Regions from separate parts of the Homo sapiens genome. Here regions 2 and 3 are each linked to region 1. The links are chromatin contacts, found by Hi-C or POLR2A ChIA-PET in ENCODE. All regions are on one chromosome and are shown on one strand. Each heading gives the region's core, a stretch centred on a gene start or an enhancer-like site at or near the end of the contact. The rest is flanking DNA. Distances are from core to core; before and after follow the strand shown.

Region 1 (2,700 bases), core at 76-2,575:
CTCTGGGGCTGGGAGTCCTTCCATGGGCCACTAACACCAGGATCTGGGGGAGGCCTCTGGGCCTGGGAGCTCGCGTGGGTGCCCCCGCTCACCAGACCAGAGCAGCCACTTCAGCCCAGGGACTGCTCCGTGAATGGCACCAGTGGCGTTCTGAACAGTGATCTGATGCAAATATGTCCTTCTGAAGGATTTAATGTTTTTAGACTCCCAGGTCTGGGAGGATGACCTTGGAGATGAGGTCAAGCTACCATCCCAGGCTCAGGCCACTCACTGTCAGGGTCCCACCTTCTTCATCAACCTGGGCTCGGGGGGTTTTCCAGGTAATCAGTGCTGGGAGGGGGACTGAGGGCTCCCAGGGTCCTGATCCTGTCCCCTGCAGGGGAGAGGCCCCTCGCCTACAGATTGGGAGCCCTGCATCCACAGCTTCAGCGCGGTGGCCCGTCCTACTCCCAGGGATGTGTGTGGCCACAGCCACGCTGGGAGATGCTCTCAGGTGTTGTCTAAGGGAAGACGTGGGCCTGGAGGTCAGGAGACCCAGGCTGAACCCCTGACGCCCCTGCCCGGACCACAGCCCTCTCTCCCTGTGAAGGTCCCTGGTCCCTGGGGCCACCACTTTCCACCCCAGAGGGAGGCCCCTGCGATTGATTGGTTGGCTGAGTGACTGAAGCGGGGGACGGTTTAGGGGAGCATTTGCACAGCTGGCCAGGCTGTGACTGTGGGGGCCTCTGCCCACCCCCATCCAGCCCCACCTTGGACGAAGACGCCCCAGCCGTGATTAGGAGAAGGCTCACCCTGAAAACGGTCTCAGGTTAGAGTTACCAGGACATCTGCCTCTCCAGCTTGGGGGTCTCTCACGTGCCCCTCTCAGGCAAGATCGGGCCTATCATTGGCTTAGGTTTTAGGAAGGTCCCAAGCTCATTTGCCAAGGGCTGAGCTTCCCCATAACTCCCAGGACACAGGGAGAAGACAAGGGGAGGGAAACTGAGGGACGGAGATGAAAGCGCTCGTCCCAGCGAAGGACCCGCGCTTCAGGCGCTGGGCCCTGGCGGCAGTGAACAAGCTGGGGGTGGGGCGTCGGGCCGCGCCCCCGCCCTCCGGACCCCCAGCGCGGACCCCTGCTCCGGGGCGGGGGCGCTCACAGTCGCGCGAACCCGGAGGTGCGGAGAGAACAAAAGGGGTCCCGCCCCCTCCCCCGGGCCGGCCCGCCGCAGCCAATCGGCGCGGCCGCTATCGCCTCCGCTCTCTGATTGGCTGTGCGGCGGCCAATCGGGTGAGGGGGCCGCCAGCCCGTGCGGCCCCACGTGGGGCGGCGCGAGGGGCTGTTAGAGGACCGCAGCGGGCGGGGCGCGTGGTTCGATCGCGCGCTACGCGCCTCGGGGACGCGGTCCGCGCCACCCCCAGCCGTCCCTGCCGTCCCGAGGCCCCCAGCGAGCGGCGCCGTGGCTTCGGGCGCGCGGGGCTCGGGGCCATCGCCGGGTGCTGTGCGGTTCCCGGCTCGGAGGCGCTGGGCCGGCGTCGCGGCTGCCCCCTGCCCACGCGGGAGGGAAGCGAGCGGCGCTCAGGGACCAGGAGCGAAGGCCTTGCCACCTGGCGAGGCGGGGAGGCCAAGGTGGGCTGTGGAAGGAAGAGGCGGGCCTGCCGCTGGTGGTGGTGGGATCAATTCATTCATTCATTGAGTCCGTCATTGACACCTCCTACTCCAGGGCCCTCGGGACACAGACAGCGGTGGCCTCAGCGGAGGCTTGGGGGCTAGCCTCCCCCTAGTTTCCATTAGTCTCCCCTCCAAACTACTTCAAGTGGAACGTACAAGCATGTTTTTTGATATGGGCAATTGACACAGTCTTACATTTTTATGGCACCCTCAGACAGGGTATTTGAGGAGAATTGAATAAATGGAAAATACGTGAATTAAAGGAGAGCTGTGCAGTACCCAGGGCCAGCAACAAAGGGGAGCTGTTACCCCCTGAGACCTGGAGGGCAGCTGGAGCCACAGGAGAGGCCGTCTCCAGGAGCCCTGACCTTGGAGAGGGACACAGCGACCCGGCAGGGAGGAGCTGCTGCTGTACACTGACCTCACCCCTCCTGACCGCTTGGCTTGTCTACCGGCTACGCATTGGCTGAACTAGGTGGAGGCCAGGGAGCAACGAGGCCCCATGGATCCTGTACCTACAGTCAGCTTCCCGGGGCACAGAGCAGGGGCTGGCATGGGGCAATGGGAAGATGTCCAGCACCTGTTTTGAAGTGTGAATAAAAGCATCGTAGAAAATGTTGCTGTTTTGCTTTGTTTTGTGGATGTGTAGCCCATGCAGAGGCAGCCTAAGATGGGGCACGACCAGGCTGGGCCCCGCCTCTTGCAGATCCACTAGGAGCCACCCCAGAGCCAAGGGGACCTTCCTTGGAGGGTTTCCCATCCTGAAAGTGATGAGTCACAAAACGAGGCAGGACTGAGGACGAGGAATGCCCCGTGTCAGCGCACGTGCACGGTGTTGTTCAGGCCCTCTTCCTGGGGGTCCTCCTGGATGCTCCAATGCTTGCCCATCTTGGCAGCTGTCACAAGCCACTGCTGGGACTGTAATTCCCCAGGGCAGGGACTGATCCTGTTTGCTGTTGCCCCTTCATGGGGCCTGTATCTGGAAGGAGGATGAATCTGCCCGTGTGAGGCCTGAGATGGGGGCTTCCCTCTGAGGCAGGGGACATGTA
Region 2 (2,700 bases), core at 193-2,692, 71 kb before region 1:
CATTTCCTCTAGGACAGTCTTGGCATGTTACCATCCGTATGGAAGAGATGGCCTGGGAGGACTGGATGGGGTTGGTGTGTGTGAGCGAGTGACTCACAAGGCTTCAGAGGGTTAAAACTAGCAGTCAGAAGACCTGCGGATTCCTGTGGGGAAATTCGGTCAGAAGACCAGCGGAGGATCCCTGTGGGGAAATTCACAACGATGCGGCATCTGACTTCCTGACTCTGAAGGCCAAATGAGATGCACCTGGCCCTCCTCTCCCCACTCCCCAGCATCAAAGACAGCATTTCCAGCCCAAACACCTTCAGAGCAGCCCTGGCGAGAAGAGAGGAGCAAGGAACTGACTCCAGGTGCCGCACTTGAGTCTGTCTAACCCAACATTCAGAATCAGACATCCCCGTTGCCTTGGGGTCAGTCCCCACCCCAACCTCAAAGGGGGGCGGTCAGGATGTCTGCAAGTGGTGCTTTGTGCTCCAGCAGGTGCACCCGGACTCCACGATGTCTGCCTAACTTCCAAGCCCAGTTTTGCAGCCCTGCCCCTAGATTCTCCCTCGAGGGTGTCTGGCCTTAGCGCTCTTCAGATTGGCTTCTTAAACGGAGGGAGGCGGGCCGGGGGCGGGGTTCCTTGGTCATTTACTTGTGAATGGTGTGCCTGGTTTCCGCTCTCTTCCGGGCATGGAGCAGGTGTCCGTACTGCAGGCCCCTCCACGGGCGTTCTCTGGTCAGTACTTCTCTCCTGGAGGAAGTGGAGAGCTGCCAGGAGGGAGAGGGTGGAGGTATCTTGCCCTGGCTCACAGTCATTTTCTTGTCCTCTGCCCCCAACCCAGAAACCCCATTGGTGTACTCCCTGTCCCCACGTGTTCAGCCACGGAGGGAGGGACGCACTTCCACCTAAGCTGGCTCACTCCGCTGGGCCCTGAACGCGGGGGCGGCCGGGGCGGCTCGCAGAGCACAGGGCAGAGACCCATCCCTAGGACGACAAGAGCCGGCGCTGCCCCACCCCGACCCCGGCTGGAGTGCGCTCCGGCAGGACCCAGCTGCTCTCCGAGAGCCCAGAGAATCGAGGCGTTTACGCAAAAGCCCGAGTAGCTGAGCGCTTGCTCCGGGGAGACGCCCCGCCCAAGAGCAACCTCTGCTCGGCCAGGACCCGCTTCCCCACCCTGGGGAACCCGTGCAGCAGCCGGGGCCATGAAGCCGCCGAGGGCTCCCACCAGCCCGGCCGGGTCAACCTCGACCTGCGGCACGGTGCCGCGGCCCCTAGGAAGGCTCCCCTGCTCCCCGTGGGTACCAGCGACCGCCCCAGCTCCCGGAGTCCCTGCAGCGCGTCCTTTCCGGCCCGCCCCCGGCACCGCCGACCGCTTTACGGCGGAGGTCGCGCCGCACAGCGGGCTGCCGTAAAGCGCTCCGAGGCGGAGCCGCCGCCGCGCGGCCGGGGCTTCTCACTCTGACGGGCCCGCGCGCACGATGGCCGGCGCCGCGCCGCGGGTCCGCTACCTGGCGGGCTTCTGCTGCCCTCTCGGGGGCCTGGCGGCGGGCAAGCCCCGCGTGCTGTGCCATGAGGCAGAGGTCTTCCTGTCCACCGGGAGCGAGCTCGTCTACGTGTACGACCAGGAGGGCGGGCTGCTGACCGTGAGCGCCGGCCCGCGGGGGCGGGAGGGACCGGGCGGGGGCGGCGGTTCGCGTGAAAATGAAGACCGCGGGCCCGCGCGTCGCGTCGGCCTGACCCGCGCCCCGGTCCGCAGGCGGCGTTCCGGTTCCCCGACCAGGTGTGGCACCTGGAGCTGCTGGCGCCGCGCAGGTTGCTGTACGCGCTGTGCGCCCGGAGGGGCCTCTACTGCCTGTCGCTGGACCACCCGGGCAGGAGCAGGTGAGGGCGGGCCCGCGGCCTCCCTCCCGCACACTCCTGCTGCCCCCGGACTGCTTCAGAGCGAGCAGCCCCACCTCATCGCGCTTGGGGACCCGGGCTGCCGCCAGCTCTGAAGCCTCGGCCGCCATCCCTGCCCGATTATCTGGAGCCCCTGCCCCCAGCACTCTTTCTGCAAGTGTCTTGCTCACAGTCCTTAGTAAGTGGGGTTCACATGGTTAAGCCCACGGCGGGGCGCGGGATCCTGTCCTTTGGGCCCTGGTGGCCCGGTGCTGTCTGGTGAGACACGCCCCCGAGGTTGGGTCTTTATTGGAGGGAGGAGACAGCAAAGGCACCGTGACCCCGAGTCAGTGATCAGTGGACACCATCTGGGTTGGAAGGAAGCGAGCTCCGGGCAGCCAGGCCTGTCTTCAGTGCAGAGCCAGCAGCTGCTGACCGCGGCCCAGGCTGTAGAGGGGGCAGCCTGTGCACTTTGCAGCCTGGGCCTCAGCCTGACGGTTCTATGCTGACAGGTGTCGGTTCACGCTGGTTTTGGATGCCTGGTACTTCTTGTCAAGAGTATCCTTCGTGGGGAAGGTGGGAGGCCATGTGGCAGATGGACTGCTGAGCGGCCTTGGGGGTCACTGCGGGAACCCCTGAGCCAGACTACTCCATGCCAGGTTATTGTGAAGAGAACGTGGGAATCCCACCCTGCCCAGGCCTGACCAGTGCGTCCCTGTTCTCAAAGGTCTACGAGCCAGGATGACAGGGACAGCGAGGACGGTGACCAGCCTTCCCCCGTGATCCCTGTGGACCCCGATGCCTGCATCCTTCCCGATGCTGCGCTGTGCGCGTTC
Region 3 (2,700 bases), core at 196-2,695, 120 kb before region 1:
TATAGCAATAGATGTAGTGTTTCATGAGGCCTTTGCCATGGTTCTTTTAAAAAGAGACACTAGATGGCAGTAGAGACCCCGCCAGTGAAGTCTCAACCCTTAGGTCACTGTGCTGTACTCAGGATGCTGCTTTTCGAAGCACACAGTATTCAGATTCAGTTTTTTTAAAGGGTCTCTTTCATGGAGAGCTCAACGGTTCTATTAAAAGTATAATTGAGGCCAGCCGTGGTGGCTCACATCTATAATCCCAGCACTTTGTAGGGGCAAGGCAGATCACTTGAGGCCAGGAGTTCAAGACTAGCCTGGCTGACATGGCAAAACCCCGTTTCTACTAAAAATACACACACAAAAATTTGCTTATGCAGCTTATGCTGCCACATGTCATTAAACAACTCCTTTTCCTTAGCTTTTTCTCTGAGTTTGTGATTTAACCTACGTTCTGGAGGTATTAATGACCTCCATATGGGTAATACCCAGCAAACGTAAACTTCTTTGTGGTTTGCCAGATTTTCACTAATTTACAAGGATATGCCCAGTTACTGTAACTCAATTTGAGATTACCTTTACCTTTCCTATTCTTATGGCTGGGGTTTCTGCATAGAATGATACCTTTGAATGACCCGCAAGCTACATTTAAGTGAACATTAATGATTTCGGTAAGCTTGGTCCACTCTGGGAAGTGATGTGCTGTGGTTGGTTTCAGTTGCATGGGAGCCAGTCGAAGCTACAACTCATCGACTGCCCTGTGCCAGATGAAAGGAGGTGGTTGATTTTTGAACACCTTTTCCCTTCCTTAGGGTTGGTGAGCTCATCGCTCTCTGTGGAGTTCATAGTGTCCCTGTAACTGAGTATCTTAGCTGTGAAGCCAAGCATTGTCTCTGCAGGAGTGGCACACAGATTTTCCAAGGCTGTTTTGTGGGAATGGATGTTACCTTACAGTTTGAGTCTTGCCTAATTTAGCCAAACCTGTTTGGAGTGAAGCTACTTATCCAAGGAAGTTTGAAAGTAACTTAATTCCCTGATGAAGGAACTTTTAAAACAGGCAGAGTGTGTAGACCTTGCCTTGCCTTAGTCCTGAGTGCTCCTGATGCAGAGCTGTGCAGCACACATCAGCTGGGCCCTGCATGCCACATGTTTTGCAGCCCTGGTAAAAGGTGCAGCACAACCCGAGAAGGAGAGAAGCCGGGAGGCGTGTCGCATGTGTTTTATCTGTGGCTATAGTTCTCCTTTCTGACAAGGAGGCCCCCAGCACTCCTTGTGACCTAGAGCTGGAAGTGGAAGGGCTTGGGGTGCTGCTTCCTGAGCCCTCTGCTCTAAGTCCATCTTCTCCCTTTGATTCCCTGCAGATTGGTACACAGAACAGCTTGGAGCTTCTTGAGGATCCAAAAGCTGAAGTGGTCGATGAAATTGCTGCCAAACTTGGCCTGCGGAAGGTACTGAGGCATCCGGCAGCCAAGCAGGGGGCGTGGCCAGGCTCTGTTGGGCATCCAGGCCAGGGGGAGTTGGGAGAGTGGCCGGGCTGTGTCGGGTACTGGCTCTCTCCGGCTGCACAAGGTCAGGTGCAGGCACTATATGTTTTGAAACTTCACATATGTTTGTTGGGCACCAATAACCTTTATGTTCCTCTGACTTAAACTAAAATGAGAACATTTTCTTGAGCATAAAAAAAAAAAAATCCCAGTGCAGATCTGGCTGTTATATTTCAGCCTTCCAGCCACACTTCATGAGGACTGCTTCAAGTGGGAAACAGACCCCAGCCGCACCCCTGCTGGCTCCTCTGTGCATGTGTGTCCCTTCTGCCTGAGCTCTCCCTTCATGTAGCTTGGAAGCCGAGGACAGTCAAGGCTGACATTCCATTGACAGTGTTCATGTTCTGTGCCATGCACTTGGAGCTTCTGCTGCTCCGTCATCAATCATCATTTAATTTCCTGTTTATAATTTAGCTCTCTGAGCCTACAATTCTTCCTAGTTTCATGGAACAGTTAGAAGATGAGAAAAGGATTTCCTTTTTTATTCTATTGATCTGGTTTATCTGACATTGATACAGTTCCCAGGAACAATTTTAATAAATTAATGTAGAGCCATGAATTTGAACATATCTTACGAGTTTAATGTTAATAAGTATGTTTTATCCTTTATTTCCTAATCAACTCAGACCATGAAAAATAATCTCTAGATTATTTAATCTTCTCTACAGATGAAGCGGGTGAGACTGCAAATGTGACTTAAAACCTAGTAGTGTCAGTGAGCAGTCCACACAGTTTTACTGTCTTTAGGAAAGAAACATCCTGTTTCTAACAAGGAGTCAGCATCTTGATTTAGGGGCATATTTGGGTTCAAATTCTGGAAGTTCTCTTGTTTAAAAGAGATTGGTCCAATTTTTTGACCTAATTTGTTATAATCTTACAGTTCATAATCTTGAAATTACTTAAATAATTTTCTGCAAGACACAAGTTTCTCTTTTTATTTTATTTTATTTTTTTTTTTTGAGGAGTCTTGCTCTTTCACCCAGGCTGGAGTGCAGTGGCACGATCTTGGCTCACTGCAACCTCTGCCTCCCGGGTTCAAGTGATTCTCCTGCCTCAGCCTCCCAAGTAGCTGGGATTACAGGCACCCGCCACAACGCCCAGTTAATTTTTGTATTTTTAATAGAGACGATGTTTCACCATGTTGGCCAGGCTGGTCTTGAACTCTCGACCT

Evidence for each region. Hi-C counts contacts between places; a loop is a spot of excess contacts on that map. ChIA-PET counts read pairs that join two places held with the same protein, here RNA polymerase II (POLR2A). Pooled maps may share reads with other maps.
Region 2: a map of ascending aorta shows a loop between it and region 1 (3-fold over the local background). The contact joins the promoter of FAAP100 here to the promoter of LINC01971 in region 1. A Hi-C loop is called at or near these places in 11 of 168 maps with a recorded cell type or tissue (B cell, CD4-positive, alpha-beta T cell, CD4-positive, alpha-beta memory T cell and 5 more), 15 of 37 single-sample maps with no recorded cell type and 21 of 50 pooled maps. POLR2A ChIA-PET finds 5 or more read pairs at or near these places in 11 of 52 experiments (AG04450, CD8-positive, alpha-beta memory T cell, Caco-2 and 8 more).
Region 3: a map of B cell shows a loop between it and region 1 (2.8-fold over the local background). The contact joins the enhancer-like site here to the promoter of LINC01971 in region 1. A Hi-C loop is called at or near these places in 4 of 168 maps with a recorded cell type or tissue (B cell, PC-9, dorsolateral prefrontal cortex and 1 more), 4 of 37 single-sample maps with no recorded cell type and 18 of 50 pooled maps. POLR2A ChIA-PET finds 5 or more read pairs at or near these places in 4 of 52 experiments (activated B cell, activated T-cell, activated naive CD8-positive, alpha-beta T cell and 1 more).

Annotation. Positions count from the first base shown.
Region 1 is chr17:81,480,091-81,482,790 of GRCh38, reverse strand. It overlaps LINC01971 (long intergenic non-protein coding RNA 1971), which reads left to right and starts at 1,325. Exons shown (of 2, transcript NR_184097.1): 1 at 1,325-1,609; 2 at 1,866-2,266.
Region 2 is chr17:81,551,095-81,553,794 of GRCh38, reverse strand. It overlaps FAAP100 (FA core complex associated protein 100), which reads left to right and starts at 1,442. Exons shown (of 9, transcript NM_025161.6): 1 at 1,442-1,629; 2 at 1,743-1,867; 3 at 2,592-2,700. The coding sequence starts at 1,465. It overlaps LOC124904085 (a long non-coding RNA gene), which reads right to left and starts at 1,436. Exons shown (of 2, transcript XR_007065947.1): 1 at 1,289-1,436; 2 at 1-753. RefSeq lists enhancers at 1-386, 916-1,035 and silencers at 436-505, 516-595, 1,176-1,335, 1,476-1,715, 1,776-1,875.
Region 3 is chr17:81,599,074-81,601,773 of GRCh38, reverse strand. NPLOC4 (NPL4 homolog, ubiquitin recognition factor) reads left to right here. Exons shown (of 17, transcript NM_017921.4): 9 at 1,347-1,433. Among named protein-coding and RNA genes, the nearest start is that of NPLOC4, 37 kb to the left of the region's middle. RefSeq lists an enhancer at 189-348. Within about 2 kb of position 1,445, at least 4 of the 41 ENCODE cell types and tissues checked have a DNase peak (open chromatin) inside an H3K27ac peak, as active enhancers do; they include dorsolateral prefrontal cortex, where a contact is called at or near this core.